Linked DNA regions of Homo sapiens: regions 1, 2 and 3 are each linked to region 4. A link is a contact called in ENCODE Hi-C or POLR2A ChIA-PET data. All regions are on one chromosome and are shown on one strand. Each heading gives the region's core, a stretch centred on a gene start or an enhancer-like site at or near the end of the contact. The rest is flanking DNA. Distances are from core to core; before and after follow the strand shown.

Region 1 (6,402 bases), core at 2,829-5,328, 220 kb before region 4:
AAAAAGCATTTATTAAGACGCTCATTCTAGATGCTTTTCCATGCTCTCCAGAGGCTTCCTGGGATTTGGCCCCAACCCTTGCCAGCCTCACCACCCCTTCTCTGGCTCACTGTACTCCAGTCTCCCGACCTTTCTGTTTCTTCTACCCACTGAGCTGGGTCCACTCCTACAGCCTTTGAATAAGCTGTTCTTGCTGCTTGGCATGATCTTCCTCCAGATCTTTGCCTGTCTGGTTCTTTTTGTCCTTCCGCTCCTTGTAAAACGGCACCCTGTGAGAGAGGTTGTCTCTGACCCCTCCACCTAAAGTAACTGCTTCGGTCCCTCTCTGTTCTGCTACCCAGTTTCATTTTCTTCTAGCGCCCATCACGCTTGCCCATTTTCTTGGTGGTCACTTCTCATGATGGGAGGAGCAGCATACCCCAGTGCCTCATGCACAGCCTGGCACACTGGAGTTGCTCAGTGACTGTCAAATGAGTGCATTAATAAATCATGCCAGCCACATGGACAATACTCTCAATTGCTTTGATATGTCCAGCCCTGTGCGAGCCATGGGGGAGCCACTAGGGATCCGGAGGTGATCACAGCTCACTGGGGATGATAAGATATGGAGATAAATAATCATACAAGGGGGCCGGGCGCGGTGACTCACACCTGTAATCCCAGCACTTTGGGAGGCTGAGGCAGGTGGATCACAAGGTCAGGAGATCGAGACCGTCCTGGCTAACACGGTGAAACCCCGTCTCTACTAAAAATACAAAAAATTAGCCAGGCATGGTTGCAGGCGCCTGTAGTCCCAGCTACTCAGGAGACTGAGGCAGGAGAATGACCTGAACCCGGGAGGCGGAGCTTGCAGTGAGCCAAGATTGCGTCACTGCACTCCAGCCTGGGTGACAGAGCGAGACTCCATCTAAAAAAAAAAATAATAATAATAATCATCATCATAATCATACAAGGGAAGTGTTAATGAGTGGCCAAAACATATAAACAGAACTCTGAACACTTAGAGGAGGGAAGATCGCATCCATCTTCAAGAGTATCCGGGAACGTTCTGGGGAGGAAGGGGTGGTTCCCACTAGATCTGAAGAACAGGTTGGATTTTCAAAGGTTGTGATGGTGGTGCACTGTAAAAAGTTTTTTTTTTTTTTTTTGAGGTGGAGTCTCACTCTGTCCCGCAGGCAGTGGTGAGATCTCGGCTCACTGCAACCTCCACCTCCGGAGTCAAATGATTCTCCGGCCTCAGCCTCCCAAAAAGCTGGGATTAGAGGCACCCACCACCATGCCCAGCTAATTTTGTATTTTTAGTAGAGATGGGGTTTCACCATGTTGGCCAGGCTAATCTCGAACTCCTGACCTCAAGTGATCCACCCGCCTCAGCCTCCCAAAGTGCTGGCATTACAGGTGTGAGCCACCACACCCAGCCAGGTCGCTGTAAAAGCTTTCTATGGCTTAACTCCTAACAACCCAGAGAGAAATGGTTATTATCCTCATTTTTCATCTGGAAAATGAGGCACAGAGGGGCTGTGTATTTGCCTGCGGTCACAAAGCTGTTGGGTGGCAGAGCCAGAACTTGAACTCCAGAGCTTGTGCTCTTTGCTGCTGTGCAGCTTGTGATGTCATGGAACACGACAAGGTGCACAGAGAGGGTAGAGCAGTTGAAGTGTGTTTGAGGGCAGTGCTTCCCGGGGGTATTCAGGGGACCCTCAGAACAGCCCATTTAATAAATCAGTAAACAGGTTCGGAGATAATGATGCCATGGTGGCTAGCATTTGTTGAGCACCCCCTCGATGTGTGACTATGTCATCACTGCAGCTCCTTTACAGATGAGGAGACTGAAGCTTGGGAGGTTGCAACACTTGCCCCAGGTCCCACAGTAGACAGATGAAGTCGTTGCTGAATTGTGAGCTTCAGGACACCAAGGACTGTATCTGTTTCACCTAGTGTGGCACCTGGTGTCTTTTATTATTTATTTATTTATTTATTTATTTTGAGGTGGAATCTCACTGTCACCCAGGCTGGAGTGCAGTGGCACGATCTCTGCTCACCGCAACCTCTGCCACCCGGGTTCAAGCAATTCTCCAGCCTCAGCCTCCCGAGTAGCTGGGACTACAGGCTCATGCCACCACGCCCAGCTAATTTTTTTGTATGTTTAGTATAAACAGTGTTTCATCATGTTGGCCAAGCTGGTCTCAAACTCCTGACCTCAGGTGATCCTCCCACCTCAGCCTACCAAGGTGCTAGGATTACAGGCATGAGCCACCATGCCCAGCCTAAATCTTTATTTGATTGACTGAATGAACGAAAGCAGCAATGCATTTAATACTCCCCCTGTAGTATTTCCTTCCTCACAGGGTTACTGTAAAGAGTAAATTAAGTAATTAACCTAAAACGTAGAGCACAGGTTTTTTTGGCAGAGCTCAGTAAGAAACAGCTGCTGCTGTAATTGTGATTATTAAGATTTTTATGATGATTCAGTTTCCCTATTCAGACCTTTCCCTGCTGTTTTCTCTCCATCTCCTCCCCAGGCTCAGACGTGCAGCTTCTGGAATACGAGGCGTCAGCTGCTGGCCTCATCCGATCCTTCTCTGAGCGTTTCCCAGAGGATGGACCCGAGTTGGAGGAGATCCTCACACAGCTGGCCACAGCCGATGCCCGATTCTGGAAGGGCCCCAGTGAGGCCCCATCTGGCCAAGCTTGAGGAAGATGTGTGGCCTTGCCCCCAATTCCATCAGACCAAGGCTGCAAGTGGCCCTCCATTCGTGTGTGTATTTAGGGGCTGGGGAGGGGGAGGGGCAGGAGCTTGGACCTTGGTACTACCTCAGCTGAGGGTGGTGACACAACCCCTTCCATTTGTCAGCACTTTCCAGCCTGCCAATTGCTTCCCCTCTGTGATCTCATTTCATCTGCACTGCCATACGTGGAGTGAGCAAGACAGGGCTTACCATCCTGTCTACCAGATGAGGAAATGGCAGTTCTGAGAAGTCACTGGTCTAGATCCCGCAGGTGGCACGTGACAGCTAGGGTTCAAAACGTTCTCACCAAATCCAATGCTCCTCACATATTAATTTTATAACCAGACAAATAAATATTAGAGACAACCACCATCTTTGCGGCGTGTGTGGCTCCTCCTTGCCTTTGCCTGTCTTCTCATTTACTCCCAGCAGAGTGATGGGCTCAAGGCCTGGGGAGGGGGCAAGGAGGGCCATTTTTAGCCTCCCTTCCACAACAGGATGTTGACATTATCTCTAGATGAGGATACGCAGTCACAGAGCTGAACATAGCACAATTTTTGCAGCTCTCCTTTGTGGCATTCCTTGCATTTTTAAATGTTCTGGGGCCGGGCACGGTGGCTCATGCCTGTAATCCCAGCACTTTGGGAGGCCGAGGCGAGGGGATCACGAGGTCAGGAGTTCGAGACCGGCTTGGCCAATATGGTGAAACCTCGTCTCTACTAAAAAATAAAGTAGCTGGGCATGGTGGCATGCGCCTGTAATCCCAGCTACTCGGGAGGCTGAGGCAGGAGAATCCCTGGAACCCGGGAGGCGGAGGTTGCGGTGAGCCGAAATCGCGCTACTGCGCTCCAGCGCAAGCGACAGAGCGAGACTACGTCTCAAAAAAAAAAAAAAAAAAAAAAAGTTCTGGGAACCTACAAACTCAACTTCAGTCAGAATCCTCTGCATTTGTCCCATAACCCTCGTGTTTTGTTTCTCTGGGCCTGGACCTCTACAGTAACGCAGCAAGGCAGGACATGGTCCTTTTCAACCGGGTAACCATGAAGATGGAGACAGGAGGAGTTCTTTTTGCTGCTCATAAATGCTAGAAGGGGCTTCTTTCCAACCCTGGAAGCCAGAGGGCTCTGTGGCTGACCCAGAGATTGTAGGACCCAGACGCCTGGAAAGGTGGCTCTGACTGGGAAGGAGCAAAGATAAATATCTTTGAGGAATCTGAGACAGATTCCTCAACCCAGGAAGGTGGCCAGCGCGTCCTCCTGAGCCTGGGTGGGAAAGCTTGGCGCCCGGAACCTTTGTACTCGCCCTTCCCTGTGCTCGGGCACTATTGGGCGTTACGCGAGGGCGGGGCCGGTTGCCAGGACGACGCCTGCGAAGATGGCCGCTGCGTCCTCATCGGATTCCGACGCCTGCGGAGCTGAGAGGTGAAGGCAGGGCTCCTCAAGGCCTCTTTTCCCACCCGTGTAAAGAGGGTCCCTTGGTCCCCGGGCTCTGGGCTCCTGCTGTTCTCGGGCAGTCTGGAAGGACTCTTAAGAGGTCAGATAGGGAAACCGAGGCCTAAGATGTGCATATGTGTGTCTGGAGGTCGCTCGGTGAGCCAGTGGCGGAGCCTGGACTTGTACCCAGACGTTCTGTACCTTATGTTCAGAGTGACCTGTACCAGCTTCCTCAAAGTTTTTTTTTCCCCTCCCATGGGACTCACTCCCCAACTGTCTTTCCCCCACTTCCAGCAATGAGGCCAATTCGAAGTGGTTGGATGCGCACTACGACCCAATGGCCAATATCCACACCTTTTCTGCCTGCCTAGGTGAGTCTCTGGAACCAGGAACCCTGGGTTCTAGTGGGATGGGGAGTCAGACAATGGTCCTGTAGTGAAGCCTCTGGGATTCTGAGACTCTGGTTTTGGCCCTTTTGTTTTCCAGCGCTGGCAGATTTACATGGGGATGGGGAATACAAGGTAAGCATATCACCCTAGCCAGGAGAGTTGAGGGTAGGGGGGTGTACCCAGAAATGAGATTTCCTGACGGCTGAAAATAGGCCCAGCATACTCTGGAATTCACATATACTGTGAAAAAGCACATTTAGCGTTAAATTTTGTTTTTATATGGAAAGTGAAGAGAACTTATTGATTTCATAATACAGACTGCAGAAAGTAAAGCAGATCAAATATTTCTGGGGATTCTACTAAGACAAAGCCTCTTAGTTAACCTGATTTCTTTGTTGGAAGGGCAAATCCCTTGGTTGGGGGTGGGCACTAGAATCTGGAGGGAAAGTAAAAAGGAGGGAAGTGAACGTTTGATGTTTATCAAAAGATTTTAAGATGGGCCATGAGCTGTCAATTTTTGAAGCTGGATAATGGGATATATGGGGACTCATTATATGAGTCTCTCTACTTTTGTATGTGAATGAAAATTTTCCATAGTAAAAATGTTACATTTTAAATTTAATTTTAAGGCCAGCAATCCCAGCACTTTGGGAGGCTGAGGTGGGTGGATCGCTTGAGCTTAGGCATTCGAGACCAGCCTGTCCAACATGGTGAAACACCATCTCTACTAAAAATACAAAAATTAGCCGGGCATGGTGATGGGCACCTGTAATCCCAGCTACTTGGGAGGCTGAGGCAGGAGAATTGGTCAAACCCAGGAGGCGGAGGTTGAGTGAGCTGAGACCATGCCACTACACTCCAGCCTGGATGACAGAGTGAGACAGTTTCAAAAAAAAATATATATATATATATGTGTATATATATGTATATATATGTATATATATGTGTATATATATGTATATATATATACATATATTTAATTTTAAATAAAAATGTAAATTTAAAAAGATACAAGTTTTTTAAAGGTAGAGAAATATATTGGGATAAAAGAAAGGAAGTTAGCATGGATTCAGTATCCATTTCTGGACTAGACATTCCATGGAGGCACATAAACATGGATTTTATTTATTCCCATTTTGTGAATGGGAAAATAGTTTCAAAGAGGTGAAGTTTACTGAATTTGTAACTGGGTCTGTTTGATTCCAAGTTTTGTGCTTTTTCTACCAAAGCTCAGCCCTCACCATGGGCAACAACACCACAATGGATATATCATGTGGGTGGCTAGAAGATAGTCCTGGAATCCCACCCCACACAGAGAGTGCAATAGGACTCAGTGGTTTTTGCCCCCAAATTCCTATCCATAATGTATTCAGTAATTCAGCAAGTGTATAGTGAGTCCCTACTGTGTGTCAGGCATCATGGGGACACTACACTCAGAAATGCATCAGCATGTGGTCAGGAGGAGATACACTGTCGACAATTATTCCATGATATTGATTGAATACCTAGTTTGTATTTGGCTCTGGGCTTACAATAGTGAGGGAAGAGAAACCACAGACACAGTAGCTAATAAGAAATGTTAGCCAGGCACAGTGGCTCATGCCTGTAATCCCAGCACTTTAGGAGGAGGCCAAGGCGGGTGGATCACGAGGTCAGGAGTTTGAGACCAGCCTGGACAACATGGTGAAACCCTGTCTGTACTAAAAATACAAAAATCAGCCGGGCGTGGTGGCAGGCGCCTGTAATCCCAGCTACTCGGGAGGCTGAGGCAGGAGAATGGCTTGAAACCAGAAGGCGGAGGTTGCAGTGAGCCGAAATCACGCCATCGCACTTCAGCCTGGGTGACAGAGC
Region 2 (6,786 bases), core at 2,003-4,502, 250 kb before region 4:
TGTGGACGGTCAGGAGTCAACAAAGGGAGGAGAGAGGACTCACTGGTCAAGAGTGTCGGCTGTGACACAAGGGCCATCATCCCTGAATGCCCACCATGTGCCCCGCACTGTGCTGATGATGATAATAATAACTACGTCCATTGAGCACTCTCCAGACACCGGGCTCTGCTTCTTGGAGGTTTTGTTATTTAATCCTCATAGTAACCCAAGAAGGGAGGTGTTGCCATTTTTGTCTCTGAGGAGATGAGGGCAGATGCACCAAGTCACACAACTAGAAAGTGGCCAAGCCAGGATTTGAATCCACAGCTGCTCCTCTCCATCACAGTGTTGCTTTCCTTCAACAGAGGTGGGGGTGAACCAAGCAGGGTTTTGGATACTAGATTGGTGGACACCCACCTGCTTCGTGCCCAGCCCTGCGCAGGGCCCCTGCAGTGGGCAAGGCCGGGCCTCTTGCAGCCCATGGTCTGCAGAGGGACCTACCCGTGCTTGTGTTGGAAGCTGGCCCCCACACCTGTGCTGGCCACCTGTACCCCAGGCCAGGATGCAGTGGGCTATTAGCCAGGCTGGAAGTGTTCAGAGGAGTGAGAACCAGGGGCTCTAGAAGGCCCAGGGAGGACCTGGAGCCTGAGCCAAGTCTTGAATGGCAGAGCATCTCCAGAGGCAGAGAGGAGTTGGGAGGGCAGCCCAGGTGAGGGGAACAGCATGGTGTGGCAGGGAACATGCCTGGTGTGGAGGGGGGCAGCAAAAAGGAATGGGGGGTAGGGAAGGTTGCTGGGGCCTGGTGGGCCTTGATTGCCATGGAAGCCAAGCCTGAACTGGATTCCTATTCATCCTGGCCACAGGTGGGCGTGTTGCTGGGGTTGCCCCAGACCATTCCTGCAGGGAGCGAGCCAGGAAGACAGGCAGACGGCTGTTCTGGAGATGAAGAGAAGAAGGCTCTGAGTATAGGCCTGACCTGGGCATCGTCCCCAATAGATGACAGAGCCTAGGGAAGTACAGATTCCAAGGGGAGGGATGGACCTGACCAAGGCCACACAGCTGGTTGCGGCCAGGGAGATCAGACCTGGGTTATTGAGAAGACAGAGGGCACCCGAATGTGATGAGAGAAGGAGGAGGGTGTGATCAGATTCTTGCTTCCAGAGCATGGCACTGCTGCAGTGGGGGTGAAGGGGAGGGTGGGGATGCTGCAGGAGGTGTGGGAGCATTCCAACTTCTCTCCCCTCAACATACACACAACACACAAAGCACTCAAAATCCAACTCTTCCAAGTTCTCTCTTCTGACCCTGTTGGGAACCAGGCAGGGGAACATTCTGATCCCATTTCCAGTGGGGAACCTCAGACCCTAGGAGGAAAGACCAGCAAAGGGCACCACAGTAGATGCTGGGGAGGATTCAGAGGTATTGGTGGAGGAGGTCAGAGCCCTGGTCTTGTCCCAGCTCTGCCTTTGCCAGCTGTTAGAGCCTCAGTTTCCTCAGTGCTAAAGGGGATAACAGTCACTACCTCGCCAGGTGGTTGTGAATATACAGAGAGCACCTGTAACACAGTTGATTCGTAACTGTTGCTCCTCACCGACCCCTTTTGCATTCCCATGGGGAAGAGCCAAGGCTGGGGAGTTATGACTCCAGTGATAGACTGCTCCATGTGAGTGACTGTGTGTGTGTATCTCTATGTTGGGGCCAGGGATATCTGAACTGTGTGGTGTTATAGGAGTCGGCGAACCTCTTAGCCTCAGTTTCCCTATCTGTACAATGGGTAAAGTGATCATACCTCAGGATTTTTGCAAGAATTAAATGAGGTCCTCCATGCCAAACTGCTAGCAAGGGACCTCAGTATATGCTCATCTTATCTGTGATCATAAAAATGTGATCACGTAGCTGGTTGGGGGGTCCTGAGAGCACTGGGGTCTTTTCCTTGCCTGAGCTGCCCCCTGCTGGCAGTGGGCAGCACTACCTCCCTTACCTGTGCACATTTCAACTTCACCTGTCAGCCAACTTTATACCCATTTTAAAGACAATGAAAACGGAGGCACAGGAAAGAAGAGGGGTGACTTTCCTAAGGACACCGACCAACTTGTTGAACTCCCCCATATAACAAGTAATCATCAAAGCTAACAGCTTGTAACACTGTTGTGTCAAGCAGGGCCTTGGGCACCTTTGTGGATGAGAAACTGGTGTCTATGGTAAGCAGAGGCTGTCTGGCCTAGACACGGGCGTAGCAAGGAGACCGTGCGGGATTTCAGTACCCAAACGCCCCTCACCCTGCGCAACTATAGGGAGCGGCACTGCAGTCAACACATCACAACTTACAATATCCCTTGGATTGGATTCAATTATTAGCCTGGTTTTCCGGTTCATAAAGCCAAGACTCCCAGACAACCTCACTCCACCCCCCAGTCTGACCCTGGGCCCTCACCACTACTCCCCATTTGGCCTAGGCCCTTCCGCATGCCCCACCCAGACCGTGGTCCCGTGAGTCCGTCCAGACCTGTAAAAGTGGACCGCGGGCCCGCCTCTGCTCTGGACTCCCTTTCGGGGCCGCAGGAGGCTTTCTCATCCATCAGGCATCTGGCAAGCACCAGGAAACTACCAGCCTGTTTGTGCTAAGGAAACTGAGGCTCGGGAATGTTTAGCGGCTCCTTCCAGGCCCGTGGCGGGTGGGTGGTGGTACAGTGAAGCAGTCGAGGCGTTTCTCCGCGCCCCTACACGGGTGGGACCACCTCAGCCCTGGCCCGATCCCACTCAACCGTAGCCCCGATTCCCGGCACCGAGAGCTTTGCAACTTCCAAGTCTCCACCCCCAGGTCCCGAGTCCCGAGAGGAAGGTGGAGCCACATTACTCCTATTGTGTAGGTTCCCACCTGCAAGAGTGCTGTCGGGTCCTCTGAGGTGAAACCCCAAAGGAAAGCGGGATCGGGACTGGGGGAGGGGGATTCCCAAGTCCCTGACACCCGCGCCGTCTCGGCCTGGGCTTGGTGACCTCGTCAGTCCCGTCTGCCGGGACTAGGCCGCGGCCAGGCCGGGCACAGCGGTACCCGGTCCGGCGCGTGTGCGGCCTGCTGACAAAAGGCCGAGCCCGCAGGGCCAATCCGCGCGCCACCCCGTAGCGCCTGGGGGCGGGAGCGGGCGAGCCGAGAAGCTCGTCTTGGCGCGTCTATTGGCTGGTACTGACGCCCATCCGGACCCCGAGGCCAGGCAGTTGGCCAAGGGGGGCGGGGTTCGCAGAGCCCCAATGAATGGGGGAGCCGGAAGCAGGAAGTGAGTTTGCGAACGGAGCAGCTGCTGCAGGTGAGGCGCGGCGCCTGGGCTTTTGGGGTCAAAGCGTGTCATCCCGGGGGACCAAGGCGAATCCATACTGAGCGCAAAATCGTTCCCTTTCTGCCCACTCTCCAGTACCCCCTCCAAATTCACCCCGCCCTCGAGGCCAAGGAGTGCTCCGGGGAGCAAAGAGTTAACAGCCCTTTCCGAACCTCGAGGCTGTGCTATTGGGGCGGGGCTTCTGGAGGCCGGGGCAGGGCGAGGAGGCTGGACACTCTGTCCCAGCCGGGACGGGGCGTGGCGGGGAGAATGCCCCGGGTTGGGGAATCCCCGGGTTCCAACGGGGCTGTCAGACCTTCAGTAAATTGTTGCCCTTTCCAAGCCTCAGTTTCCCTATCTGTAAAATGGGCTTTCTTCTGGTTGTGAACTTCTGTGGCTTCCCTGGTGGAGCACAGGGAGCGAGCAGGAGAATGGAGGGCCAAGGAAAAGGCATTTAGAGGGATGAGAATGGGACAGTTTCAAGCAAAATCATTTATTGCTGTGGATACTTTCCGTCCAGGGCGACTTCATCTGATTAGCGCACCCACCTGGTAATATTGGGGTTATTCTCTCTTTTATAGAGGAGGAAACGGAGGTACAGAAAAGTGAAGCAATGGACTTGACTTTTAGGAGTCTGGGGCCGAGTCCTGGCTAAAGGCTGAGCCTTCCAGCTGGCGGCCTGGCACTTTATCCTTGTGAGCACAGTGGAAAGTGTAAAGAATTCTGAACAAAGGCCAGGCGCGGTGGCTCACGCCTGTAATCCCAGCACTTTGGGAGGCCAAGGCAAGCAGATCGCTTGAGGCCAGGAGTTCGAGACCAGCCTGGACAAAATAGCGAGACCCCGTCTCTATCAAAAATACAAAAAATTAGCTGGGCATGGTGATGCACGCCTGTAGTCCCAACTACTTTGGAGGCTGAGGCAGGAGAATCGCTTGAACCCGGGAGGCGGAGGTTGCAGTGAGTCAAGATCATGCCACTGCACTCCAGCCTGGGCAACTAAGTGAGACTCCGTCTTAAAAAAATAATACTGAACAAGGAAGCAGGGAGGGGCCTGGGCTGGGAGCCTAGAGATGAGGATCTCTGCTGCTGATGTCTCCATTGTGGGATTAGGCAAGGCTCTTAGCCTCTCTGAACCTCAGTTTCCCCATCTGTAATACTAGGTAGTTAGAGTCAATCAATTTTTTTTTTTTTGAGGTGGAGTCTCACTCTGTTGCCCAGGCTGGAGTGCAATGGTGCGGTCTCAGCTCACTGCAGCCTCCACCTCCTGGGTTCAAGTGATTCTCCTGCCTCAGCCTTCCCAGTAGCTGAGATTACAGGTGCCTGGCACCAAGCCTGGCTAATTTTTGTATTTTTAGTAGAAAGGAGGTTTCACCATGTTGGTCAGGCTGGTCTTGAACTCTTGACCTCAGGTGATCCACACACCTCGGCCTCCCAAAGTGCTGGGATTACAGGTGTGAGCCACCATGCCTGACCTTAGAGTCAATCTTTAAGGTTTAGGGACTACAGACCAAATATGGTCCACCAGTGTATTTTGTGACCCCTTGGGTGAGTCATCTCACCTTCTCTAAGCCTCAGTTAGCATATCTGGTGAATGGGTACAATAGTATTCCCTTCCACATGGGCTTTTGGGAGGATTAAATGAGATCATAAGAGTTCAGAGCCAGGTATGCAATTGGTATGGGGTAAACAACAGCTGTGATGACAGTGATGGTTCTCAGCAGGGCCCATGGCGGACACCCAGTACATCCTGCCCAATGACATCGGCGTGTCTAGCCTGGACTGCCGTGAGGCCTTCCGCCTGCTGTCACCCACAGAGCGCCTCTATGCCTACCACCTGTCCCGTGCCGCCTGGTACGGAGGCCTGGCTGTGCTGCTTCAGACCTCCCCTGAGGCCCCCTACATCTATGCTCTGCTCAGCCGCCTCTTCCGCGCCCAGGACCCCGACCAGCTGCGCCAACATGCCCTGGCTGAAGGCCTTACCGAGGAGGAGTATCAGGTCAGTTCTCTTGGGCCAACCCACATTACCTGAGTGGCTTCTGGGTGTGAAAGACCAGGATGCAAATGTCTGTCTCTTTCAAGGGGTAGGTGGAGGATTAGACCAAAGGTTACAAATTCAGGCACTTCCCCTCTCTGGAGCCTCAGTCTTCTCACCCGTAAAATATGCATGTGGGATGTCTGTACCTCTTAGTGTTGTGATGACCCACTTAGAACAGTGCCTGACTTCAAGATAAATGATGGCTGCTGTGATTATAACAAAAGAAACTGTGGTGGAGATTCAGGGAAGGCAGAAGAAGGAGTCCAGAGTAGGTATCAGGAGGTCTGAGTTCAGGACCAGTTCTTCTCTACCACACTGTGTGGCCCTGGGCAGAATGTTCTGCCTGTCCCTTGGTTTTTGTTTTTGGATGTATTGGCCAAGTAATACACAAATTCTTAGTGCATTGCAGCAATGCAGAAAGACACAAAAGAAAACACAAAGATCACTCATTCTCAGTGCCCTCCTCAGAGGTAACCCACTGAGGCTGATACAGCCTTTTCTTTCTCTCTCTTTTTTATTTTTTATTTTTTTTTTGTGACAGAGTCTCATTCTGTCACCCAGGCTGGAGTGCAGTGGCGTAATGTTGGCCCACTGCAAACCTCCACCTCCCAGGTTCAAGCACTTCTCATGCCTCAGCCTCCCAAGTAGCTGGAACTACAGGTATGTGCCACCACACCGGGCTAATTTTTGTATTTTTAGTACAGGTGGGTTTTCACCATGTTGCCCAGTCTGGTCTTGAACTCCTGGCCTCAAGTGATCCACTTGCCTTAGCCTCCCAAAGTGCTGGGATTACAGGCGTGAACCATCGTGCCCAGCCTTGGTTACAGCCTTTTCAATCCCATCTGTGTATTACATACATTTATGTGTATATGCATGGTGAATCAGTTCCTTATTTTCTTTTTTATAGAAATGAGATAATGTTCTTTTCCTGCTTTGTGTCCTGCTTTTTCCATTGAATGCCATGTCTTGAAGAACTTGGAGAATGGGGTACATTTAAATGTACCTCATTCTTTTTTATTGACTGTAAAGCATTCCACAGCAGTGTACACTATAATCAATTTAATCTTCATTACTGGACATTTAGCTTGTCCCGTTTTTCTTACAAACAGTGCCATGGTGAGCATACTTGTGCACACATGTGAGGAGGATCTATTTCTAGAAGAACTGCTGGGTCAAAGGCTCTGTACATTTACAATTGACTGATTCTGTTAAATCATCTTCTAAAAAAGCTTCACTGCATTATATTCCCACCAAGAATGTACAAGAATATGGCCTGTTTTTCTATATGTGAAATAAAGGGATTGGATTGTTTCTCTCTGAGCTGATGTACTGTTTATTCTACCTCTTTTGAACTTTGGGCATTCACTTCCCATCTTGAGGCCTTGGCTTACTCATTAAAAGAGCTAATATCCGTGGAAATGTTTATAAACAGAAAGGTGCAACCCAAGCGTTATTATT
Region 3 (6,849 bases), core at 885-3,384, 180 kb before region 4:
TAGTGGTTGTTCACAGGTGTGATCATAGCACACTACAGCCTCAGTCTCAGCAAAAGCCTCTGCCTGGCATAAAATGTGTGTGTAGAGCCTGTACCTGGTGTAATTTTTTTTTCTAATTATAAATTGACAAATTCCAGTTGTATATACTTATGGGATACCAAGTGATGTTATGATTTATCAGTACAGCTTGGAATAAATCAAGCTAATTAGGATAGCCATTACCTCAAACACTCATATTTTTGTGATGAGAATTTACCACCTGTTTATTTATGTATTTATTTATTTGAGACGGAGGGAGTCTTGCTCTGTCACCCAGGCTGGAGTGCAGTGGCTCGATCTCGGCTCACTGCAACCTCCGCCTCCCAGGTTCAAACAATTCTCTTGCCTCAGCCTCCCCAGTAGCTGAGATTACAGGCACGTGCCGCCATGCCCGACTAATTTTTTTATATTTTTAGTAGAGACGGGGTTTCACCACGTTGGCTAGGCTGGTAAACTTCTGACCTTAAGTGATCCGCCGGCCTCGGCCTCCCAAAGTGCTGGGATTACAGATGTGAGCCAACGCACCCGGCCTAACCACCTATTTAATATTGAAACTTGCAACCCCTTTACCCTGCTCTACTTCTTGTTTCCAAACTACTATCACCTTCTAGCATTCTATATGATTTGCTTATTATTCCTCTAGTTTCTCATCTGCACCCCCCTCAAATCAGGAATTTGTTCTATTGTACCCTTCGTCCCTGTAACAAAACCTTGCACCTAGTAGGCTCCCAATAAGTATTTGCGAGTAAATAAATAACACTCAATTCTAGCTCTTCCATCCCAGGTTCTAAAAAAATGTCTGATTCTAACAACCTGGATCCTAATGTAACCCGGTTCTAACATCTCAGGTCTTGGGGCCCCTCCCCCCTGTCCAAGGCTCCCACTTCTCCCCGCCCGATCCCGCACCCCACTCACGCCCAGCCCTGGCCCAGACCGCGGCCGGCCAGCATCACGCCACGGATGCTGGGATCCGAGCGCAGGAAGAGCCCCACGTTGCCCAGCAGGTTGAGCAGCTGGAAGGCGGCCAGCGCCAGCTGCAAGGCCCGGGCCAGGGGTCCCAGCGGCGGCGGCCCGGGACCGAGCACCAGCACGTAAGCCAGCTCCAGGCCCACGGCCGCGGCCCACAGCGCGGTGAGCACGAGAGGCAGCTGCGCGGGCGCCCCGTCCGTGCTCCCAGCCGCCCAGGGCTGCCCCATGGCCTGGACACCCAGCTGTCGGAGCCGGAGGACTAGGCCGCTTCCGTATTGGGGCGGAGATAGCGGCAGACGGACGTCTGCTACGGCCAATAGAAGCTCGGAAGGGGGTGCGGCGAGCGCTCAGACTCTCAGGGAACGGCCGGCCCACGCGGCGAGTTGATCTGGCCAACGGACCAGCAGTGGAGGCGCTCGGAATCCCGCGGCGCTGGAGCCCGGATAACGCCGCGGAGTGATTGACCCGCCCACCCTGGAGGCTCCTCCCATCCCGTCGGAGCCCCGCCCGCTGGCGCGGGGGCCAGGAGTGCCCGGGGGATTGAGTTGCAGCCGGGGTGGTGTCGGGGTTTCCCGGCTCAGCACATTCTCCCCTACTCCCCACAGCCGCCCCGATATTAATAGCCCTGCCGCAGCCCATCCAGCTGGCTCAGAGCCGTTCCCCATGCCCGGGTGTCTCCATCACCCCAGAAAACATGCAAAACAGCTCGGCGCCTCTGTGTTCCTGACTGTGAAATGGGGATAGGGCTCTGTGTCCCACCAGCGAGGTGCTGGAAGAGGCTCACGAGGAGCTCCAGAGGGCAGCCTCTAGAGCGGCCCGCGGCCACTATTATTATCGGCCTTTCTATTGTGGAGAGGAGTAAACAGACTCAGAGAGGTCCCGTGGATTTCTCAAGGTCACACAGCGCCCCAGCAGCGGAGCAGGAATGCAAACCCAGGATCTCCGCCGCGAGATCCACCCCGGCGCCCCCGAGTCCCGCAGTTCCCGGCTTCAGGACAACCCCTTGCCAGGTCCAACCCGAGCTCCTTCACCCCCATCCGGCCCCTCCCTCCTCCCCCATATTTAGTGCGAATTCGATCTGGGGCTGGGCTGGGCCCTACTTAATGGGGCCCGGGTGTCCGAGAGCGTGCCGAGCGGAGCGAAGCCAGGAGCCCGATCGAGATGATGATGGTTATGCAGCCCGAGGGTCTGGGGGCCGGGGAGGGGCGCTTTGCGGGCGGCGGCGGGGGCGGCGAGTACATGGAACAGGAGGAGGACTGGGACCGCGACCTGCTGCTGGACCCGGCCTGGGAGAAGCAGCAGCGGAAAGTGAGTGCTCGCCCATTTCCTGACAGCAAAACCGAGGCCTGAGAGGCCGGGCTGTTTGTCCTGGGCATCTCAGCAGTGCAGGGGCAGAGCTTGTCTTTAACCTAGAGTGCTAATCCCCAGCCCAGGCTCTGCCCATCAGCTGCCTGCTGTCCCCAGGGCTGGAGGAGAGGGCTGGGAGCCCTCAAGAGGGGTTTAAAATGACAAGAGAGTTTCTGGGCTCCCCACCCCCACCAGGGTTCATTCCCCTGGGCCCACTGCCCCACTTCTGCTGCTGAAAACAGGCTGGGCAAACCCCAGGAGATCCAAGTTAGGGGGGGTTCAGAAAGAAGAATCTTCTTCTAGTTAAATATTCCCAGACCCCACCCTGAAGGCTTGCAGTCAGGCAACTAGTGGACTTGGGAGTGTGGGGGTAGTGAGAAGGGTCCTCTCAGACCCCACCCCACCTCGTCTCCAGGGTGGGGTCCATAGTCGCTGTATCTCATTTAACAATTGAAGAAACTGAAGCCCAGAAAGAGCACAGACAGGCCCCACATCACAGACTGTCAGACATCAGGACCCCCGCAACCTGAGGATCTTTACCCTTTTCCCTACCCCCATTCTTTCCCAAGATACCCCAGGCATGGGGCCCTGAGTCTGCTGAAAAGGCCATAGGTCGGGGAGGAGGGGAGACCTGGGTCCCCTTACGCTGTAACCTGACTCTCCAGCCAGATGGACACTTAGTGCTGAGGCAGCACCTCGGGGGCGCCAAAGAGGGGCACAGGGGCAGCTGCTACCCAGGCCCAGCCCGTTGGGCACTCAGGGCCCCTCCCTCCCTGAGCTATTTTCACTCCCAGACTTTCCCAAGTAGAGGGGGCAGGACACCTGGGTTCCCAAAGGGAAAATGATCCAGGCCAGAGGGAGAATACTTTGGAGAGTGGCAGGCCAGGGGTAACCAGGAGGGCACTATGAGGCCATTGGACCCTGCTCAGCGTGTGCCAACACTGTATGACTCCAGGAGAGGGCAGGGTACTGGGGTACTCAGTGGAATTTAAATGACCTGAGAGTCCCAGAATTTAGAATCAGAGTACTTCTGCTGGGTTAGATGACAGGAGATGACCCCAAGGGCCGAGAGGCTCCGCTGACTCGGCTGGGGTGCCCCGGGTGACAGGCCTCCCCTTAGGCTCCCCCTGCACCTGTCTCCAAGCACGGCTGCAGTCCCAGGTTTGGCAATTTCCCGGTGGTGTCATCCCTGTCCTTGGCTCCAGCTGCCACCTGTTCTGCAACATCTCCTATCCCTACCCCCACCCACCCGGGCCTCTCCGAGATCCAGGTCTGCGTGCCCCCCATATGACACGTGCCAGTCTGTAACTTGCCTTTGTCACCTAACAAATTATCAGGAACATCTGTTCATCCCAACTTGCAGTCACCATCTCATCATCTACTCATTCAATGGCTGGCACAGCATAGAGGATCTGAAAATCAATCAGCATCCCTTGTAGTTGGACATTTGGCTCATTTCTTTCTTGTCCAGCGTTGTTTATTGCAAGGTGGTAATAAACATCCTTGTGCTCAGCTTTAGCCCTGACCCCTCCCTGTTGCTCTATGCTCCCTTTCTCCCCAGTGACTCCTCCATCCAAGGGCTTCCTTCACACAGTCTTGGAGCAGCACGCTGCCTCCTCCCACCTGATGTCTTACCATGTGCCAGCGCTGTTTCAGGTGCTGGAATTCGGCAGCAGACAAAATAAAGCCCCTGCCATGGGAGCTTACATTCCAACATTTCTGTCTCATCCATCCAATCCTGCCTTGTCCCCCACACTGACACCCTTCCTCTCTTGCCCTGATCCCAGTGACTGCGTCCTCACTTCTGCCTTCTGCCACGCCAAGCCATTCATCTCCACTCTGCAACCAGCATGGACAGTTCTGCCCACCTCCCTCCTGCCTGAGGCTTCCCTGACTCTCTGTTGCCCTCCGGATCAAATTTTAACTCCCCAGCTTAGCACCCAAGATCACACATGACCTGGCTCCTGCTGCCCCTCCGGCCTGCCTCTCACCACTTATACCCCAACAATCCCAGCTCCATTCCAGCAGTGCCCAGATCCTTGTAGTCTGACAAATGTAGCAAGTGTTTCTCACAGCCACCGAGCACTTGCCTGCATGGCAGCCCCTGCCTGAAATGCCCTTGCCTGCCCTTCCCTTCCTGAATAATTCCTGCCCATCACAGCTCTGATCAAATACTCGCCTTCCCCAAGAGGGGACCCTGATCCGCAGCGTCCCTCCCATAAATTCCTCGGCAACCTCTTACAGCGCTTCTCAGACCAAAATGACTCTTGGATGGACTGTGAGCTCCCTTAGGGCAGGAACCACATCTCATTAAGAGTCTTGTTTGGGCTGGGAGTGGTGGCTCATGCCTGTAATCCCAGCACTTTGGGAGACGGAGGGGGGCGGATCACCTGAGGTTGTAAATTCAAGATCAGCCTGACCAATATGGAGAAACCCCATCTCTACTAAAAATACAAAATTAGCAGGGCGTGGCGACGCATGCCTGTAATCCCAGCTACTTGGGAGGCTGAGGCAGGAGAATCGCTTGAACCAGGGAGGCAGAGGTTGCAGTGAGTAGAGATCGCACCATTGCACTCCAGTCTGGGCAACAAGCGCGAAACTCTGTCTCCAAAAAAAAAAAAAAAAAAAAAAAGAGTCATGTTTGGCACCACCCAGACCTGCCTATCCCCCTGCCCTTTCCAAACTCAAAGCATCTTAGACTCCAGGGTTGGAGGGAACTGTGGGAAATCTAACTGCCCTATTCAGTGCTTAGGTTCCCATCAAGTTGTACTCAGTGTCTACTTACATACCTCCAGTGATGGGAAGCTCACTCCCTTTCCTTAGCAATGACAGCCCCTCAAGTATTTAACGCATCATCTTCCATGTCCAGCTCCCAGGGCATCTGGCAAGCTGGTCTGAGGAAGGAAAGGTGGCTGAGGGGAAGAATTCCAAATGGCTCCCAGGGCCACCTCCCAGGAGTATCTGCTTTGTGGTGTGGGGATGCTCTGAATCCAAGAATCCTGCCAGGCTGGAAGAAGAAAGACCTGAGACATCATAGATTCTGATCCTTTAATTACACAAATGGGAAGACCAAGCCCCGAAGAGGGAAAGGGGCTGACCCTAGATCACAGAGCATGAGTGGCTCAGTTGGCCTTGGAGCCCACCCTGACTCTACCAAGTAGTCTATGGAAAGGCAGAATTCAGGACCTGAAGGGCGGTAGGTTGGCAGAAACTTGTGTACCAAGTGTCGTGTCACCCCTATCCCCAACAGACACACAGCCCTGTACCATCCCTCCCATCTCAGAAGGAGGCTGAGGCTGAGGCTGACTTTTGGGGAAGGGGTGGGCAGTCACCCCTAGAAATGAGATCAGACCAGGCATGGTGGCTCATGCCTGTAATCCCAACACTTTGGGAAGCCAAGGCAGGAGGATCACTTGAGCCCAGGAGCTTGAGACCAGTCTGGGCAACATAATAAGACCGAGGCAGGAGGATCACTTGAGCCCAGGAGCTTGAGACAAGCCTGAGCAACATAGTAAGACCGTCTCTCTCTAAAAAAACAAAATGAGATCAGGCTGGGCCCGAGTGCCAGCTGACGCTCCAACAGCCCTCAGAGTCCTTACTCATGTAGGGTCTACTTGGAGGCCAATTTACAACAACCCTAGAAGGTCAGTAGCACTGAGAAAACAGAAACACAGAGACAGTCCCTTAGGCAAAACCCTGAGGGCCAGATGTGCTTGAGTCCAGGAGTTTTCAGATTTCAGAAAGGCAATATCACCCTGCACTGGCTCCTATGGTTCAAAACCTCAGAGGGCCCCACATTTTGAATGTGTTAACATTTTCTAAGGGCCCTCCAGTGTTTAAGACCCCCAAGGCTGGGGTGCTGGTGGCCGGGTGCCCCAAGTCTGAACTGGGACCTGCATGGGTCACAGACCCCATTTCTCCCCTCTCAGGAAAACGAAAGCTCAGAGAGGGAAAGGGACTGGCCCAGGATGCACAGCAAGTCAGTGGCTGAGCTGAGCTGAGACTTGAATCCAGAAATACAAGGCTCTGAGACCTACCCTGACTGAGGAGACAGGACTGTGCCCTACATCCCCCAGAGCCAGTCGTAGGGTTTGAGTGCTGTCCTCTGCCCCTAGACCTTCACTGCCTGGTGCAACTCACACCTGCGCAAGGCAGGCACCCAGATCGAGAACATCGAGGAAGATTTCCGCAATGGCCTCAAACTCATGCTGCTCCTGGAGGTCATTTCAGGTGAGGATGGCAAATCAGTGCACCTGGGCCCCAGGACCCAGGAACATCTGGACAGCAGGGGGAATAGGGTGGCGGAGTGTTGGACGGGACTTGGTGGGGAGGGGAGAGTTTGCGGACAATAGCTTCAGCTGCCTCTCATGACCTTTGGCCCTTGGCCTCTCCTCTTAAACCCAGGTGAGAGGCTGCCTAGGCCAGATAAAGGCAAGATGCGCTTCCACAAAATCGCCAACGTTAACAAGGCCCTGGACTTCATTGCCAGCAAGG
Region 4 (6,229 bases), core at 1,291-3,790:
AAAGAAACAGCACAGCGAACCGCAGATATGCGGGAGGAGAACGGCAGAGCTAGAGAAGTCACGGGAAGGCAGAGTTGAACAAATGACAGTGAGATGAATAATAGATTAGAAGAAATGGGGACTTTGGCAAAGTTCAAATCTTATTTGCTTCTAAGTATAAATGGGTGGACTGGCAGAGAGATAAAACGAAAAAGAAGTCACAAATCAGCTCAGGGCCTCCAGGAAGGCAAGAGAAAGATGGGCCCAGGGCAGAAGGAAGGAACAGCAAAACCCCGACCCACCTCTCAGACTGTGTTCCTGATCAATTCCCTCGGAGGAAGTTAGGAACTGGGCTGAAGAGGGGGACTGAAATTTTATTTTCTCTTCTAGAATCCTCCAGTTATGGCAGATTTATTCAAATATTCAGATTCTTCACTCCCTTGCTATCTCCCTTCCCCAACCCGGGGTCACATCAATTTCTCTAAGGGAAGAATGTAAACTCCATCCTATCTTCTCCTCGGCCAATCCTTTGCCTTTCTGAATAAGCCAAGAGGTTGCCCCACACCTCAAGCTAAGACACATATTTGGAACTCACTCTGCCCCTCTTCACCTTCAAGGAAAACTGGTTTGTTGCTACCTCTGCCCATACCTGAAACCCCCGGGCTCTCCAGCGTTGGAACTGTGGCTGCTCCGAGAGGGGGAGGGCAGACGACATGTAGCAGGTTAAGACCGGGGCAAACCTGCACCTCACACAAGCATGCAATGTCCTGGGGTCAATGGGGTAAAGTTCCAAGCGAGTGGAAGGTAAATCACGACTGTGGCACCGGAGCCGGAACACCCCCGCGAGCAGGCCTTGCTGGGTAGTTCCGTGCGGGGCGGACCGCACAGCCCTATCAGCTTCCTGGCCACAGAAACGCCGCACGCGGCCGCTTCCCCGCCGCCCGAAGCGTCTGCTTTCTCCCCGGGCCAGTTCCGGCCACCACAGCCAACCGCGTGCCCCTCTCCCACACACTGTGGGGGAACAGAAGGGAGCGCGTGGAGCCAGCTGCCAAAGAGGCGAGGAGGAGCCCACGCGGCTCCGGGGAGGAGGGAGCCCGGCTCCCGCAGTCCGCCGGGCAGAGGCGGCCGAGCGCGCCCCCAGCACCTGGCCCGGCGCCGGCCCGTCCGCCCCGCAGCCCCGGCGACGCGAGGGGCCGGCGCTGTCAGACCCGCTCCCAGCCTCGCCGCGAACGTGTCCGTCAGCCCTAACTGTTCCAGACTCTTCTCCCGGCTCCAGAGAGGCCCGAGTCCCCCCCCCTCGGCCTTGGCCCCCACCGCCCTCATCCCGGTACCTGTGTGGCTGGCACGGGACCCTCTCCGTCCCGTCCCCGCCTGCTCCCGCCCCGGCTCACCCCGGCCGCCGGGACCCGACCCCGACCCCGACCCCGACCCCGCCGACCGCACGCGGCCGGACAAAGCGCGCCGCCCCGCGGGCCGGGACAAAGCGGGCGGGGCGCCGGCACCTACCTCGGCGCGGAGCCGCGGCCGGGCGGGCGGGGGCGCGGCGGGCGGGGGCGCACCGGTAGTTGCCGCGCCTGCAGCCCGGCCGCGACGGGCGGTTGCAGGCAGCGGCCGGGCGCACGGCGGGCGGCGGGCGGGCGCTGTCACGGGGCGCAGGCGGCGCGGGGGGCGCGCGGGGCGGGCGGCGGCGGGGCGCGTGGCGGCGGCGCGCGGGCGCGAGCGGCGGGACTGCGGCGCCGCGGAAGGAGGACAATAGCCTCCCCCTGCCGCAGGCCGCCGGCTCCCGCGGGAGGCCCGGGACCATCTGGAGCCGGCGGCCCCGCGGGGCTCTGGGCGGGGCCCGAGTCGCCCCTTCCCCGCCCAGCGCCATGGCAACCGAGGCCCCTCTCGGTGCTCCCCGCCGCTCCCCGCCCGGGGTAGTTGACCTGCCTCGGGGCGAACGCGGCAGCAGCTCCGAGGCCGGCTGCCGACCCCCAGCCACCTTCCGTGCGGGGTCCCCCCAAAACCCCGCCTTCCCGTCCTCGCTGGTCCCTGGGTCCCCCACCACAGCTTACAGGTCTTGATCTCCCCGGTTCGGACACCTCACCTTTGTCCCTATTCTGCTTTTCCTCCAAAATCCGTATCCCCGAGACACGCGATCCTTCCTCTAATGACACTGCCGACGAGGTTTCCCGAGATCCAGCCTCCGTTCCCCTTTCCTCTCCGGGCACCTCCAGTCCGTCTCCGCTAAGCATTCCTCTCACCCGTCCCCTCGCTCTCGCGTCCTCCTTCAGGCAGCTGGGCCGGCTCTCCCTCCCAGAACATCTCCATGGCACAGTGAAGATTCGTCTTCTACAGATCAGATGCTCCAAACAGGCATCTCAGCGCTTCTCAGCTCCTCTCATTTATCAACCAGGAGAATTCCGGCCTAGTCACCGTCTTGAGGGGGGTGGGGGTGGGGGCAGACATTTCTAGGCCTGACACGGCTGGGTTTCTCCTTGGTTTGTTAGCGTCTGAGTGGTCTAAGGTCCAAGGTCCTTAACCAAGGTGAACTGCTGCCTGCTTAGGAGAGGAAGGAATTATGCCCAAATCATGACAAACTCACAGAGTGCCAGGTGGGTGCTAAAAGCGCATCATCTCATGTGACACTCCCACCCCCACTCCAGCTCTGAGAAGTAGGTGCTGTTCTTCCAGATTAGAGAACTCAGCTCAGAGATGAGCCAGTGGTAACAGGGTGAGCTTTGTACAGAGCCGTTAGGTTATGTACTGCCCCTGAAGATGAGGGCCCGTTTCTATCCAGGGAATGCCTGAAATGGTCAAGTAAGGGCACTCAAAGAATGGGCTTTGAGTGAATTATTGGATTTAAGGTTTTATAATAGATTTATGGGTAATTTAGGATTTTGCTCCTTTCTGAAAAGGTATGCATACTGAAACAAATATGTGCAATTGAAGTACTTTCCAGATATGGTTTTGACAACCCTAACTAGTGGTGTCATCTACCTCGCCTTGGTTTTCCTAGTCTATAAAATGGGTTGGGAGGAGGGTTGGGGAGTTCCATTGAAAGATTACTTTGAAGTTCTCTCCTAGCTCTGATATCTGTGCTTCTACCACGAAACTGGAACTGGCTCTCTGGTGTGTACCTCACAGTTAGCTGCATTTGAGGCTATTTATTATTATTATTATTTTGAGACGGAGTCGTGCTCTGTCACCCAGGCTGGAGTACAGTGGCTTGATCTCGGCTCACTGCAACCTCCTCTTCCCGGGTTCAAGCAATTTTCCTGCCTCAGCCTCCCGAGTAGCTGGGATTACAGGTGCATGCCACCATGCCCGACTAATTTTTGTATCTTTAGTAGAGTCAGAGTTTTGCCATGTTGGCCAGGCTGTTCTTGAACTCCTGACCTCAGGTGATCTGCCTGCCTCAGCCTCCCAAAGTGCTGGGATTACAGACGTGAGCTGCCGTGCCAGGCCTGAGGCTATTTATTATTTTTAATAGCCACTCTTTCAGGCAATGGCATTAAAGAAACAAGGGCATAAACTGCAACTCTTCCCAGAGGTAGGATTATGTGTTGGTTGGTTCGGGGGAAGGAGGCACCAACCTGTGCATGACGGTCATCAGGGACACTTGGTCAGGGACATTAAAGCTGATGGGATGAGAATCAGCTGCCCATGGCCAGGCGCAGTGGCTCACCCTTGTAATCCCAGCACTTTGGGAGGCCGAGGCAGGTGGATCGCGAGGTCAGGAGTTCAAGACCAGCCTGGCCAACATGGTGAAACCCCTTCTCTACTAAAAATACACAAATTAGCCAGGCGTGGTGGTGGGCATGAAATCCCAGCTACTCAGGAGGCTGAGGCAGGAGAATCGCTTGAACCCGGGAGGCAGAGGTTGCAGTGAGCTGAGATTGTGCCACTGCACTTCAGCCTGGGCAACAAGAACGAGACTCCATCTCCAAAAAAAAAAAAAAAAATTAGAGAATCAGCTGCCCTGCCAAAGGAACTGGAACCACCAAGCTGCTGCTGCTGTACTGGTTACGGGAACTAAGGGTCTCAATGACAGCCTATAATATCGTGACCCAATTAGAAGTCAAGGGTATTAAGTCTTATGATTAGCAAAATAATATCTTTTATAATTTCCTATTTTCAGCATTTCATAATCCTTCAAGAAGCCTTGTAAGATAAACATTCTCATTCTTATTCTATTGATGAACAGACTGATGTTCAGACACCTAAGTGAATGTACAAGTTCACAGAATTAGTTCATGGTAGAAACTCCAGGTCTTCTGAATCCTAATATGTTCTTTCCTCTCTGCTAGACAGGGAGTATAGCAGAATGGTTAAAAGCATTGATTTTGGAGTCAGACTCCTTGGGTTTAAAACATAGTTCTGCCACCCACTGACTATGTGACCTTGGGCAAGTTACCTCCCTAGGATTCAGTTTCCTTACATGTAAAATGGCACCATAATGTGGGGAACATCAAATGAATTATTGCAGGTAAATGAATTATATGCAGCACATAGTAAGCACTTAATCAGTATCAGCCGTTATGATTTTACCGTATTATTTCCCATACTGTTTCCCGATTTGGAGAGGAAGCACATTGAATAAAGAGAACACTGAGATCACCTATCTCAGCTCTGTGACTGGGTTGCTTTGGAAACTTGTTATTTTGCTCTGTAGTGAACCAGTACAGTCAATGATGAAGAAAATATCTGGTTCCTTCTTATTTGAGTTGCAAAAGCGAATGGAATGATATCCACCAAGTTTGTTGAGCTTCTCAGTGAATCCACATTTGCTGCTTACATTACCAAGATTCATGGAAAGGTTTTGGCTCTGCCCACCAAACATACATACATAGCCGAATTCTCAGTTCTTGTTTCAATACCAGGGAAGAGGTGTCCCTCTTTTCACCTAAGATGGATTCTTCTGGCTCCTATGCTAAGTCTCATCCCCTTCTGCAGCCTCACGGCCCTCACTGCTGTCTCTCAGCTGGTTCCTTCCCATCAGCATTTAAACATGCTCAAGCATTTGCCAGCTTAAAAAATAATCAAGAAGCCCCGACTTCCCTCCATGCATTCCCCTTGCTCTTTATGTTCACAGTCTTCCTGAGTCATTTGCACTCATTGGCTTCACTTCCTCGCCCCTGCTCAATCAAATATTTATGCAAAAACTATATGGCTAATTATATACCAGGCACTGTGCTGGGATCTGGGGATATAATGATGAGTAAAATGGATACTGTCTGTTTTCTCTTGGAAGAGCCTGTGGTGGGATTGACAGACATTAATAAAATAACCCATCAGATATATAACCACAAAGTATAATGAGTGTTATGAATGAAAAGTTCAGGATGTTAAGAGAGAACTGAACAGAGTCATAACCTCAGATCACCTGAGCTGAGATCTGAAATATGAGAAGCATTAACCAGACAGAGTGGGGAATAATAATAGCTGTTACTAACATTAACGTGGAACTGTATTTCTAATACTTTACACATAACATTTCATTTAATCCTTTATAACAACTCCAAGAGGTAAGTATTAACCCCATTTCACAGATGAGGAAATGGAGACATTGAGAGATTAAGTACCTTACTCAGGGTCATCAAACCAGGCAAGGGTAGAGCTGGGATTTTAACCCAATCTGACCCTTGAACCCATGTTCTTAGCCACAGAGCATATGGCTAACAGGCCTGATGTTGCAGGACACATGGTGTACATAGGAAATGGAGAAAAGAGGCCGGGTGCAGTGGCTCACGACTTTGTAATCCCAGCACTTTGGGAGGCCAAAGTAAGCGGATCACAAGGTCAGGAGATTGAGACCATCCTGGCTAACACAGTGAAACCCCTTTTCTACTAAAAATACAAAAAAATTAGCTGGGCGTGGTGGCATGCGCCTGTAATCCCAGCTACTCGGGAGGCTGAGGCAGGAGAATTGCTTGAACCCGGGAGGCAGAGGTTGCAGTGAGCTGAGATCATTCCACTACACTCCAGCCTGGGCAACAGAGCAAGACTCTGTCTCTCAAAAAAAAAAAAAAAAAAAAATGGAGAAAAGAGGCTGCGCGCGGTGGCTCACGCCTGTAATCCCAGCACTTTGGGAGGCTGAGGCAGGTGGATCACCTGAGGTCAGGAGTTCGAGACTAGCCTGGCCAACATGGTGAAACCTCATCTCTACTAAAAATACAAGAATTAGCCGGGCGTGGTGGCAAGTGCCTGTAATCCCAGCTACTCGGGAGGCTGAGGCAGGACAATCTCTTGAGCCCAGGAGACGGAGGCT

What was found. Hi-C counts contacts between places; a loop is a spot of excess contacts on that map. ChIA-PET counts read pairs that join two places held with the same protein, here RNA polymerase II (POLR2A). Pooled maps may share reads with other maps.
Region 1: a loop to region 4 is called in a pooled map, with 3 times the contacts of the local background. The contact joins the promoter of BBS1 here to the promoter of SPTBN2 in region 4. A Hi-C loop is called at or near these places in 2 of 50 pooled maps. POLR2A ChIA-PET finds 5 or more read pairs at or near these places in 2 of 52 experiments (B cell and H1).
Region 2: a loop to region 4 is called in a pooled map, with 2.3 times the contacts of the local background. The contact joins the promoter of DPP3 here to the promoter of SPTBN2 in region 4. A Hi-C loop is called at or near these places in 1 of 50 pooled maps. POLR2A ChIA-PET finds 5 or more read pairs at or near these places in 2 of 52 experiments (HepG2 and activated CD8-positive, alpha-beta memory T cell).
Region 3: a pooled map shows a loop between it and region 4 (2.4-fold over the local background). The contact joins the promoter of ACTN3 here to the promoter of SPTBN2 in region 4. A Hi-C loop is called at or near these places in 2 of 50 pooled maps. POLR2A ChIA-PET finds 5 or more read pairs at or near these places in 2 of 52 experiments (H1 and activated CD4-positive, alpha-beta T cell).

The regions. Positions count from the first base shown.
Region 1 is chr11:66,506,557-66,512,958 of GRCh38, forward strand. BBS1 (Bardet-Biedl syndrome 1) reads left to right here and starts at 4,079. Exons shown (of 17, transcript NM_024649.5): 1 at 4,079-4,150; 2 at 4,457-4,533; 3 at 4,649-4,683. The coding sequence starts at 4,104. It overlaps DPP3 (dipeptidyl peptidase 3), which reads left to right. Exons shown (of 18, transcript NM_130443.4): 18 at 2,523-3,101. The coding sequence ends at 2,695. RefSeq lists an enhancer at 3,941-3,990.
Region 2 is chr11:66,477,182-66,483,967 of GRCh38, forward strand. It overlaps DPP3 (dipeptidyl peptidase 3), which reads left to right and starts at 3,253. Exons shown (of 18, transcript NM_130443.4): 1 at 3,253-3,284; 2 at 5,012-5,289. The coding sequence starts at 5,020. DPP3-DT (DPP3 divergent transcript) reads right to left here and starts at 3,068. Exons shown (of 4, transcript NR_120586.1): 1 at 2,858-3,068. It overlaps PELI3 (pellino E3 ubiquitin protein ligase family member 3), which reads left to right. Exons shown (of 8, transcript NM_145065.3): 8 at 1-156. RefSeq lists enhancers at 547-1,140, 2,079-2,646, 3,223-3,392 and a silencer at 3,033-3,082.
Region 3 is chr11:66,544,769-66,551,617 of GRCh38, forward strand. It overlaps ACTN3 (actinin alpha 3), which reads left to right and starts at 2,135. Exons shown (of 21, transcript NM_001104.4): 1 at 2,135-2,316; 2 at 6,471-6,585; 3 at 6,760-6,849. The coding sequence starts at 2,170. ZDHHC24 (zDHHC palmitoyltransferase 24) reads right to left here and starts at 1,280. Exons shown (of 3, transcript NM_207340.3): 1 at 955-1,280. The coding sequence starts at 1,235. RefSeq lists enhancers at 445-554, 1,703-1,762, 1,833-1,882 and silencers at 1,033-1,272, 1,453-1,582, 4,450-4,744.
Region 4 is chr11:66,726,676-66,732,904 of GRCh38, forward strand. It overlaps SPTBN2 (spectrin beta, non-erythrocytic 2), which reads right to left and starts at 2,541. Exons shown (of 38, transcript NM_006946.4): 1 at 2,066-2,541.